Regions from separate parts of the Homo sapiens genome. Here region 1 is linked to region 2. The links are chromatin contacts, found by Hi-C or POLR2A ChIA-PET in ENCODE. All regions are on one chromosome and are shown on one strand. The core of a region is the stretch at or near the end of the contact, and the rest is flanking DNA. Distances in the headings are between cores, read along the strand shown.

Region 1 (5,590 bases), core at 2,522-5,021, 310 kb before region 2:
ACTTGTAAAAAGGTATCACTTTCAAAATTGGTGGATGGAGCAATGAAATGACAGTTTCATAGTCATAATAATAAGTCACAATAAATAGTTTAATGTGGCTGTTGTACAGAGGGCAGAGTGGCGGAAATGGTACTAATACTTTCTGTTTTTCCTCTCTTCCTAAGTTTCCTGGCTGACATTTTACTACATCATCACGTACGGCGAACTGGATTGTGAATGCCCTTAGATGCCATTGGAAGGGATTTAGATTTCACTTTCTAAGTAGGCAATGCGAGTCCATTCAGAGATTGTGAAGTGGAAGAATATCATGATCAGATCTGTGTGGCTGATGAATAGAGACAAATCTGATGTCTGGGGTTATATTATTGAGATTCAATAAATGCTAATTCTATACTTACTTATTGAGTGCCTAATATGTGCAAAACTTCATGCTGAGGAATAAAGCATAAAGAAAATAGATGAAGTTCCAATCCTCATGAATCGTCTTGTCCAGTGGGGTCATTACTGTAGTCCATAAAAAAGATTAATTAAATCAGATGAGAAACCTGAGAATCAAAGAATACTTGGCCTAACCATAGTGCCAGTGATTATTTTATGCAATCCTCTCACATTTACAGAAAATAAAGACGCAGCTAAGAAAGAATCACAGTTCTAACTTGAGTTTAGCGGCTGCATATTTGGATATGGGCTATAATTTCAGATAATTTCAGACTTGGGAATCTGTGATACAGAAATTTAGGCATGAACCTTAAACAAAGTATTCCCATGAATTATAGTTGCTCAGTGGTATTTATCTTATCAGAATTTCTCATCAGTGAGGAATAATATGCAAGATACAACAAAGAGCAATTTTGAAAAGGCACGCAATGGTGCTACTTTTTACCTTAAATTTACATAAAAATACACAGGCTGGGCACAGTGGCTCACACCTGTAATCCCAGCGCTTTGGGAGGCCGAGGCAAGTGGATCACTTGAGGTCAGGAGTTCAAGAACAGCCTGGCCAACATGGTGAAATCCTATATCTACTAAAAATATAAAAATTAGCCAGGGGTGGTGGTGTGCACCTGTAATCCCAGCTATTTGGGAGGCTGAGGCAGGAGAATCACTTGAACCTGGAGGCAGAGGTTGCAGTGAGCTGAGATCGCACCACTGCACTCCAGCCTGGGCAACAGAGCAAGACCCTGTCTCAAAAAAAAAAGGACAGATAAATGTAGATATAGATATAACTAGACTTTTCATTTGCATGGTAACATGATGATTGTAGAAGGCTATGCACAGAGAGGCTATGTCAGCCAGGAAGCTTAGGAAGAGAGGAAATACAAAAAGAGCACTGGAACATCAATAATATGTAGCACTGTAACAAACCGTCAACTGCACACACATGAGTATCAGCAAAAGCACACCCTGAGGTCTGAAAGTTCCATGTGAATTTTAAATTCTGTTTTCACTTCAATGATAATACATCACTGAACTTAATCTAAAAACATTCTGCCTGTTCTAGATGACCACTGGATAACAGAGTTTTTCCATACAATTTCAGGGCCCTTGCTTTTGTGACGCTAATTGCATTAGCACTAAGTGAAGGCCAAATGACCCCACAGAGCACTTTTTAATTGAAGGTTTACAGTTGTACAGAGAAAGGAATTGAAAACTGAAACATCACGTAGAAGAACATCACATAGATACCTTAAATGCAAAACTCCTTGTGCTGTGTCTGTCAGTAGTCTGTTAAGTTGTGAGTGGATGCTATGATATCCACTTCTCAGTATAAGTAAGAGTAATAGATTCATGTGAAGAAATGTCATTCAGTTTTTTGGGCTGTAATGCCTATAATAATTATTAAAAACAATTATAGGTTGGGTGCAGTGGCTTACGCCTATAATCCCAACACTTTGGGAGGTCAAGGCAGACCAATTGCTTGAGGTCAGGAGTTTGATACCAGCCTGGTCAACATGGCAAAGCCCCATCTCTACTAAAATTACAAAAATTAGCAGGGTAGGATGGCACATGCCTGTAAACCCAGCTACGTTAAGAGGCTGAGGCATGAGAATCGCTTGAACCCAGGAGGCAGAGGTTACGGTGAGCCAAGATGGCGCCACTGCGCTCCAGCCTGGGTGATAGAGTGAGACTCTGTCTCAAACAAACAAACAAGAAATTATAAATATATATTTATATATTTAGCCCAGTTAGAATTTCTCCTGGTTTTATATATATACACATATATACACACACACACATATATATGTATATATATAAATTATATATATAAAATAAACCAGGAACACACACACATATATATAATTATATATATATAATCGCATATACATATAATCTTGTTATTTCAACAGCTTTTGGGGTACAAGTGGTTTTTGGTCATATGGATGAATTGTATAGTGGTGAAGTCAGATTTTAGTGCACTGGTCACCAAGGAGTGTACATTGTACCCAATATGTGATTTTTCATCCCTCACCCCTGCTCACTCGCCCCACTTCTGAGTATCCAGTGTCCATTATACCTCTCTGTATGCTTTTGTGTACCCATAGCTTAGCTCCCACTTAGAAGTCAGAATATATATTTGGTTTTCCATTTCTGAGTTACTTCACTTAGAATGATAGCCTCTAACTCCATCCAAGTTGCTGCAAAAGACATCATTTTGTTTATTTTTTATGGCTGAGTAGTATTCCATGGTGTATATATAACACATTTTCATTATCCACTTATCAATTGATGGTCCATTATCTTTGCAATTGTGAATTGTGCTGCCATAAACATATACATGCAGGTGTCTTTTCAATATCACTACTTCTTTTCCTTTGGGTAGATACCCAGTAGTAGGACTGCTGGATTGAATGGTAGATTTACTTTTAGTTCTTTGAGAAATAGCCATAATGCTTTTCATAGAGGGCTGTGCTAATGATGGCGCCTGCAGCCCATCTGGGGCAGCCGCTGCCATTACGCTGGCTGCAACAGCGAAGCTCAGCCAGGGCTGCACACTCCGTGGAGCTGGCAACAAGTGGGAATCACAACACTTCCGAGCTGATGGGGAGGGAATTCCCCAGGTGCAGCCACAACAGCCCAAGTCATGGCTGCAGACTCGGGCCTCCCACTCCACAGAGCAGGAAGGAGCCCCACCCCCTCGGGCACAGCTGCAGCCACCAAACCCAGACTGCACAGTCGGGCATCTCTGCACTGTCGGGGCATGGGAAGGCCTCCCCTGAGAGGAGGAGAATCTCTTGAACCCGGAGGCGGAGGTTGCTGTGGGTCAAGATCGCGCCACTGCGCTCCTGCCTGGGCAACAAAGGCGAAACTCCGTCTCAAAAAAAAAAAAAAAATTTTTGAAGTAGGGACTATTATTATTCCTATTTTACAGATAATGAAACTGAAGTCTTCAAGGAGATTATATAATTTGCCTATGTTTACACAGCTACCACGTAGAAAATGTGGGATGCTACGCAGTCTAACAGCTTTCATTTTCAACCGCATGTGATACTGATTCCTGCTGTGAAAGAAAGAATGGTAATTTCTTGGAGTTACAGTTCAGGGAACTATAACAGTGGGCCCTGACACAGTATGGTGCGGGGAGAGGGTCCAAGAAGGCTTTTCCTGAGGAAATGAGGTTTCAGCAGAGAAATGAAGGGGAAAAAAGGAGTTAACTAGGCATGTGGAAGTTGGAGGAGCTTTGTATGTAGAGGAAACCGCATGCAGGGCGGGCCTGGGTTGGAAAGCAGCATTATGCTCTTGAAGAAGTGAAAGTTCATTCCACGGGCTGTTGTTCACTTCATGGTGGCGAGGCTGGAAGTGATGATGACTGTGTGTGCCATGGGGAGAGAAATGAACTGATGTGGGTCAGTGCATTTCTGCTCTGACTACCCGGGGGCCCATCACTACAGCAGTGGCCTTATTTTTCCTATTAAGTCTCTTTCAGTTTGAGTTCAAGATCACTAGCATATTATCCTTTTCTCAGCCCTGTGTCTGCCTTCTCATTAGTATTTGGATGAAGATGAAACTCCTTAAAATCCCTCCGAGTGCTGCGTGGGCTGGAGGCTTCTGCTCTCCGCTGTCCTTTTCACCCTGCTCCCTCCTACTCTCTGTGCTCCCAGCTTCTCACTACGCTGAATATTTTTTTTCAGTCCTTTATGCTCCTTTTGTCTCCTTTTGTCTGAGTGATTGTCCTTTCCCTCTTTGCTTGTTCATGTATTCAAAAATTATTTTCTAGCACCTGCTATGTGTTAGGCACTGTTGTAGGCACTGGAGTTACAACTAAAATTCAAGACATGTATGGAGGGGTTGGGTTGGGAAGGGCAGACAGAGAAAAAAGAGGAAGTAAACAAGAAGAAATAGCAGCTCATGATGACATCATGCAGAGAATTAAAGTCAAAAGATCTGATGGAGAGAAACTAGGTGTAGGTTGGATTGGGTGGTTAGGGAAGACCTTTCTAAAGATGTAATATTTAAGCTTGAGATCTGGATAACGAAAGGAGACAGACAGACAAAAGTAACAAGGAAAAATATGTCAGAAAGAGAGAACTACAAGCTCAAAGGCCATTAGCTGGGAATAAGCATGGAATGTTTGAAGAACTGAAAGAAGGATTGTGTGACCAGAGTGGAGTTAGGGGTGGGGCTCGGGGTGGGAGTGGAAATAGTAACAGTTGAGTCAAAAGTTATGAATGTCGGGTGTCGTAGGGCTGTGTGAGTCAGTGGGAGGAGTTTAGATTTTATTCCAGTTACCACTGGAGGGATTTTAGAAGAGCGACAGGATAGGATTTACCTTTTAGCTGAGATTTACCTTTTGGCTGCTAAGTGGAGAATGAAGTCTTGGTGGAAACACTGAAATAGTTCACGAGAGAGGGGATGTTGATGTCTTGGCCCTGGGTAGTGGTGTGAAAGTGGTGGATTTTGCATACTATAAGGGAGGAGCAGGCAGTGTTAACTGACAAACTGCTTTGGGGTAGGGGGAGTGAGGGAAAGAGGAAAATCGGAAAGAATTCCTAAACCTTTGTTTTGATCAATTGGAGGGACGGTGGTGCCACTTACTAAAACAGAAAGGCTATGAGAAGGGTTGATGTTTGGTGTGAGCAGGACTGAGAATTCTGCTTTGAACATGCCAAGGTGAGATGCCTGTGTGCCATCCAAGTGAACTCTCAGGTCTGAAGTTTTGAGGAGAGAAAGGACTAAATGTGTACGTGTGAGAGAAATCGTCACATACATGGTGCTCAAAGCCATGGAGAGATGTGTGGGTAGGGAAGAAATGAGGGCCCATCTGGTTCACTGCTGCCCAGTGTTCCCCAGTGTTTCCCCCTCTGGTGTCTCCTTCCTCACTGGTGCCTTCCTGATCCCCTGCTTAGAAAAATCCCTGTTGTAAACACTTATAACCATTGTGTACCCTCCTTCACAACTCTCAACACAGTTGAAATCTCCATGTATTTGCGTAATCAGTAATGCAATGATAATGTGACTAGGTGATAGATCCGTGAGCGTAGAGACTCTGCTTTTGTTCATCATGTGAAGAAAGATCACCCAAAACTTAGAAATAAGGAAAGAAGGATGACTGCGTGTTCTGTCCATGTCATAGAGCATTGGGTAATAAGCC
Region 2 (5,960 bases), core at 2,852-5,351:
TCTTCCCCCACAGCTAAGGCCCTCAGCTCTGTGACCTTCCGGATGATTTATCTGGCTGAATCTTTGTTCCTGGTTACCTGTGCACATGAAATCGTCTTTCTTCCTGTTCATTTGGTACTACAGGGTGCTAAAGGCATGAATTCAAAGCTCCTTCAATCTGTGTTTATATCTGAGCATTAGCAGTGGGTTTTGAAGTACTGGTCATTTCAGGTGATATTTTTGTGTACTATTTCAAGATCATTTACAGCTGACCTTGCAGCCTTGTGGGCTTTGATACAGGTGGACTGAGTGTGATAGACAGATGAAAATGAAAAAAAAAAAAAGATAAGAACAGTTGGGTTTATGGGAATAGCAACGAGAGAGATGGAGTCTGGTCCTGAAGAAGGCTCAGAAACACAATATGAGAGCCTGCTTTTAGATTCTACTTCTCAGCTAATGACAAAACAAGATGAAAAGGATGGAAAAAAAAATACCTGCCCCATATCCCTACTCACATTTTTTTTCCTTCAGGACAGACAAGAGTGAATATAGGTAAACCAAACCCTATTGAGAGTCTACCTGTTATCTACGTGTTTAGGGAATGAGGAAAAGAGATACAAGATGCGATGGAGGCTTAAATTATCCAAATCATTAACTGTAAGTTATTTCTTAAACTGCAGCCCTTGGATCAGCTGCATTAGAATCCCATGGGGGAGCTGGTTAAAATGCATATTCCTGGGCCCTCATTCCAGACTTGCAAAATCAGAATTTCTAGGGGTAGATACAAAGAGTCTGTATTTACCGGACTCTCCAGATGAGTGATATGGATGCTCATTAAAGTGGGAGAGCCTCTGCCAGGAGTGGAGCAGAAGAAGGTACCTCTCTTAGGATCTTTGCTAAAACCTGAGTGTTAAGATGTTTATGCTAACTCTACCTTGCCTGTCCCATTCACCCTCCTCCTCCCTTTCTGAAGGGAGAATCTTCAGGGCACTTACCTGGTCTGATGGGGCTCTGCATACAGTTCGGAGATGGGATGCCAGGGTGAAGGGGTGCAGAGGCCCGGCTGCTGAGGTCCATGACCGAGGGGGCAGCCGAGGAAGCTGGCTGCAGCCCAGGAGGGTGAGGGCTGTGGTCATGCTGAGATGGGCTGGGGGGAATGCCATTTTCTGACAAAAACTCCTCCAGGTCCATGTATTCCAACTGGAAAGTATCTCCGTCATAGGGAAGGGTTTTGTCCCATAAGGTAGGCCCCAGGAATGCCGACTGGGGGACCGTCGGGCTGTTACTCTCATCATCCAGCTTCTTTTCCTTGTCTTTATCTTTACTAAATGCTGCAGAAGAAGGGAAAGCTGGACTTAAAAAAAAAGAAAGAAAAGAAAAACAATACCGCTCTTTTATCACTTTTCCTGGCCTGTTATAAGACTATTTCTCACGAATGGCAGGGTCCTTCTCTGGCTGCTGTCTTTTGTAGATCTAGAGTTAAAAGTTCAGGCAGGACGTGGATCTCTGCCTGTTTTTCAACATCTTCCTATTTACTTTGGAAAGAAGGCACTAGTCCTTGGGGCAGGGCTACAGGCTGATCTAGGATAAAAACCAGAGAACAGTCTCAGCACATTATTTGAGAAGAGTAATAACTTAAACCTAAAATAGGAATATAACATCTGTGATTATATACAACTGCTGTCATTTTTAAGAAAACAACAGCCAATAACCAGGCTTGAATTATCTTCCAGGAATTCATCACAGCAGCAATAGGAGGTCATTCAGACTTACAAAGCCAGTGAGTTAGTGGTCTTAATTTTGGTAAAGCAGGGACCTTCCACCCTTCTTTAACATCATGTTTAGAGTACCTACTGGATACCTGGTTCTTTCCATATATTATCTCAAAAATCTCACAATAAACTTGCAAAATAACAATTACCTCCATTTACAACAAAGACTCGGAGGCTCTGAGACTTGAGGGAACTTGACCAATGCCTCATGTTGGCAGAGAATGAGAACTTTCTGAGCTCACATGTGTTTGCTTCTAAAGCCACTGGGGCACACTGATTTTTACAAAAGGAGTTTAAAAAAATACAAAGTGTTTTCTTCCTTCTCTTCTCCAAACATTTGAGTATGATCCAATTTACAAAGAGTATGCATTTACAAAACCTTTCAAAAGCAGAGCTATTGGAAAAGGTGAGTTATTCTATACATTTATGTTGGAAGTATGCAGCTATTTGCTACCTGGAAGTACTGCTCGCCCATTAGGTCTTTAACAAGCATTCCGGATCTTGCCAATTCTAGTATTCAGTCGTGGGTGGAATCTGGGATTAAGGAATTTGCTTCTGAGTTTCATCTTCAGAGAAACACAGCCTCCACTGCCATCCATTCTAACCCTCTACCATCTCATCTGAAAATCTGACTTAAAACACCCACAGATGCAAAAGCCTGCAGGCAGCCCCTTCCTCCCAAATGCTCTTCCTTAAAGGATAGTTAGGGAGGGGTCCCTGGCTATCATCTGCAGATTGCAAACTCTTGCAATGCAACAGGTTGTCCTCTCCTAGAAAAGAAGGTGCAAGTACTCCCAAGCTATTTGTAGCCAAATAACCTTTCAGAACTTTACACTGTGAGCCGCACGGTTCGCATTTGCTACTGTGATACCGAAGGCATGAAATCGCATCAACCCAAATCCGTGGCATCACTTAGCCGGGTTTGGGGCCTCATCACACGTACCCCTCCTCTACTGCTAAGGCCAAGGTTGTCTTGGGAAGGTTTGGGACTTACCAAGAAAGGGCTCAAGCCAGAGGAGGCTCCTGCGCGGTTACACGTGAGCCTGCTCCGCTCTCCCCTCCCACCAGAAAAAGTGCACCGGGAAAGTGTCAACGCTGGAGGCGTGCACGGCTTCCCGCCGAGAGACCACTCCCCCCACCGGCCCCAGCCCCCACCCCGCTTTCTCAGCTACCCTTCACCAGAAGAAAACGAGTCTTCTCTCACACCTCGTGAGTTCCAAATACTAACCAGTAACAGAAGCTGTAACACAACCCCAAAACCCAGGCTACGCAGTGAAACCCCCTCCCTCAAGCCGACCCCCGCCCCCTGCCCCGCACAGAACCAGGCCCCAGGGTTTCTCCTCCCCAGCCCGGGAGGCTCTGCCCTCCGCAGGCGGGCTCGCTCTGCGTGCGGGTGTGCCTCGTTCTAGGGAACGATCCTGACCTGTCAAGTTACACCTCCCACCCGCGCCGCAGGAGCGGGACCCAGGGAGGCCGGGTGCCCGAAGCTCTTTTAAATGTAGCTCAGGAGGGGTCCCTCCCCTTTCATGGAGGAGGAGGAAGGGGAGGAAGGGTGCTGGGTGAGCTCCTCAATTTCATCAGCGCGGGGCCGGGGCGCCGCGGGACAGGGCGGGAGCGGGGTTGGGGGATGCTCCAGCGGGCGTGCCCGGCCGCGGAGGGGGACCCCCGGAGCGTCGTCCCTTCCCGGAGCGGGGCCGCGGCAGCGCTCACCGTCTTCGTGGTGAAGGGGGAGCTTCAGCGGGTTCTCCAGCAGGGACCTGAGCACGCCGTAGGGAGGCGGGATAAAGGTGGGATTCAGGGGGAGCGGTCGGGACATTTTCTCCATCGCGATGCACTCAAATTTTTTCCCCTTAAAAAAAGAAATAAGAAAGAAACAACCGCCCCCTAAAATGTTGCTGAGCTTTTCCTCCGTCCTTTGCCAAAAGTACTCGCTCTCAAGGCGGTGGAGAAAAGGGAAGAAAAAAATTACTTATATCTTTATAAATACATCTGCATAAAAATATATATTAAAAAAAAACTTTCGGGTTTCCAGTGCAGACGGTCCCAGGAGAGCGCGCCAAGTGCCCGCGGGCTCCCCGGCGACGTGCAGGATGCTCTCACCTGCCTCGAACCCCTCGTTTTGCAAAATGTTCAAAATTGAAAAAAAGAAAGAAAAAAAAATGTCGACGGCTGCAGAAGGGCAGAAGACACCGCGCCGACCCCAGCCCCTAGTGCCAGCACCGGAGGCGGTGCGCCGTCCCACCCCACCCCCCTCCCCGCGCCGGCGGCCGCTGCTCCCCAGCGCTCCGCGGCCCCGCAGCGCCGGGCTCAGCGCATCCGGCCGCCCATGTGCCGCGGCCCTGACAAGAGTGACGTCAGGGCCCGCACCTCGCGCCCATAGGCGTGCGGGGGCGGGGCCACGCGCGGCACCGCCCGCCTGGCCCGCTCGCCCCGCCGCCGCGTGTTTAGCGTCGCCGCTCGCGCCGATTTTCGGGGACCTTGCAGCACTGGCTGGTTGCAGGGGAGCAGGTGCCAGATTCCCTGGGCCATCAACTTAGGCTTAGATTTTTTTTTTTTTTTTTGGTCTGGGTGGGAAGAGGAATGAGAAATTTATATCCATAGTTTTCAAGCTGGGAATAACCTGAGGAGTTTTAAAAAAATCGCGATACCCAGGCCGCATCCCAGATCAATTAGATCAGAACCTCTGCGGTGCTATCAGGGCGTCCATAATTTTTAAAGCTCCCCAGGTGGTTCCAAAGAGTAGCCAAGTTTGAGATGATTGGTTTAGATCGGATGGAAGGTAACGACCCTTCTCAATATTTCTCCTGGCCCCGGCCAAGCTTAGCGTCTTCTTTCTTGCCCAGTTTCCACCACCACCAAAAAATAACTACTTCCTATAAGTCCGAATGGGATGCAAAAAGCAGAGCGGGAAGCGGAGGACTGAGCTGCTGGGCACTGTTTCCCACGCTGCAGAGAGGTGTTAACGGTGGGGGGAGAGGGGGGGTAGACATTTGCCTGAAACGGAAAGAGGCGGGAGAGACACAGACACACTGAACGGGATTTTAGGAATATTTACTCTGGGTGAATACAGGTGATTGCGCTTGGGTCAAGTTATTAGGTTTGCACGGTGATTAAAATAATTTTGTAAAGTATCCCCTAAGGGGGCTTCGGCTTTCCTTGCTGTTACAGCAGCTGCAGCGTCTCCCTCTGCCAGTTTGACCTCGTGGCACCCACGGTCCCCGAGATCTGCGTGCGACCCCCTGTGTGATAACTCCCTTCCCGCCTGGGGTGGTGCGGGCGCTGGCGTGCAGCCGCGACGCCCCCTGCAGAGCTCCGCGGGGGGCCAGGCAGGTTCTTCCCCTCCCTCCTTACCTCTCCTTACTAAGACCCTAGTCTTCGATCTGGGGAAGGGGCTGCAAGAACGAATGGGCACAAATGAAAGAAAACCGTTTTTCAGTGGGACGTAAAGGCCTTTGTGACCCCAGGCTGAGTCGCTGGGGAAGGATGTGGTGGTGTCTTGATGGGGTTTACTTCCCCAGGAGAGGGTTGTAAGAGAGGAGGCGCCTGAAACCCCAGAGATCAGGAGCGGCGGCGCAGCGGGGTTCAGAGTTCCCTGGCAGGGTGATTCCGGCAAGTGCCTTTCTGCCCTGAGCTGTAGGTTCTTCATAAAAGGACACGTAATCTAGTGACCTCTACTTCCTCACTCTAAAATTATGGCAAAAGGGTAAGGCAACATTCTAAGTGAGATGTTGTTGCAGTGTTTCAGGTTTCAGACGAATTCCAGAAACAGCAAACTTTTAGTTAATGCCACATGCATTTATTGAGCACCACGGTATGTATGCCAGCGACTATGCGGGGGCTAGTGAAAAAAGATGAATAAAACATAATTTTAACCTTCAAGAACTCATCGTTTAGGGTTTGGCATATAAGCAAATAATATAAAATAGGCTTAAAAGAACAAAAATGGATAGATGGAGGTGACAGGGGCACTTACATTATTAGGAAAGGGATTCTAGAGAAGGTGCCTGAGCTGGGCGTGGAGGTAATAGTCTCTCGTGAACGGTCTGAATCCATCAATTATATTATATTGTTTTTTTAAAAAATAAAAAAGGGACCTCATCTCCGCTATCCTTTTGGAGACAGAGGCTATTTCCCTGTCTTGAGTTCCTTACATCCCTGTAAGTCCATAAACTGGCAGGACTGAGAGCATCCTCTCAGCCTGGTTAGAAA

Evidence for each region. Hi-C counts contacts between places; a loop is a spot of excess contacts on that map. ChIA-PET counts read pairs that join two places held with the same protein, here RNA polymerase II (POLR2A). Pooled maps may share reads with other maps.
Region 1: a pooled map shows a loop between it and region 2 (6-fold over the local background). The contact joins the enhancer-like site here to the promoter of HLF in region 2. A Hi-C loop is called at or near these places in 1 of 37 single-sample maps with no recorded cell type and 4 of 50 pooled maps. POLR2A ChIA-PET finds 5 or more read pairs at or near these places in 1 of 52 experiments (activated T-cell).

Annotation. Positions count from the first base shown.
Region 1 is chr17:55,575,377-55,580,966 of GRCh38, reverse strand. LOC102724732 (a long non-coding RNA gene) reads left to right here. Exons shown (of 3, transcript XR_429997.4): 3 at 165-397. Among named protein-coding and RNA genes, the nearest start is that of SMIM36, 67 kb to the right of the region's middle. RefSeq lists enhancers at 4,005-4,074, 3,754-4,953. Within about 2 kb of position 3,771, at least 29 of the 41 ENCODE cell types and tissues checked have a DNase peak (open chromatin) inside an H3K27ac peak, as active enhancers do.
Region 2 is chr17:55,263,101-55,269,060 of GRCh38, reverse strand. HLF (HLF transcription factor, PAR bZIP family member) reads right to left here and starts at 4,101. Exons shown (of 4, transcript NM_002126.5): 1 at 3,462-4,101; 2 at 975-1,310. The coding sequence starts at 3,576. RefSeq lists a silencer at 3,978-4,297.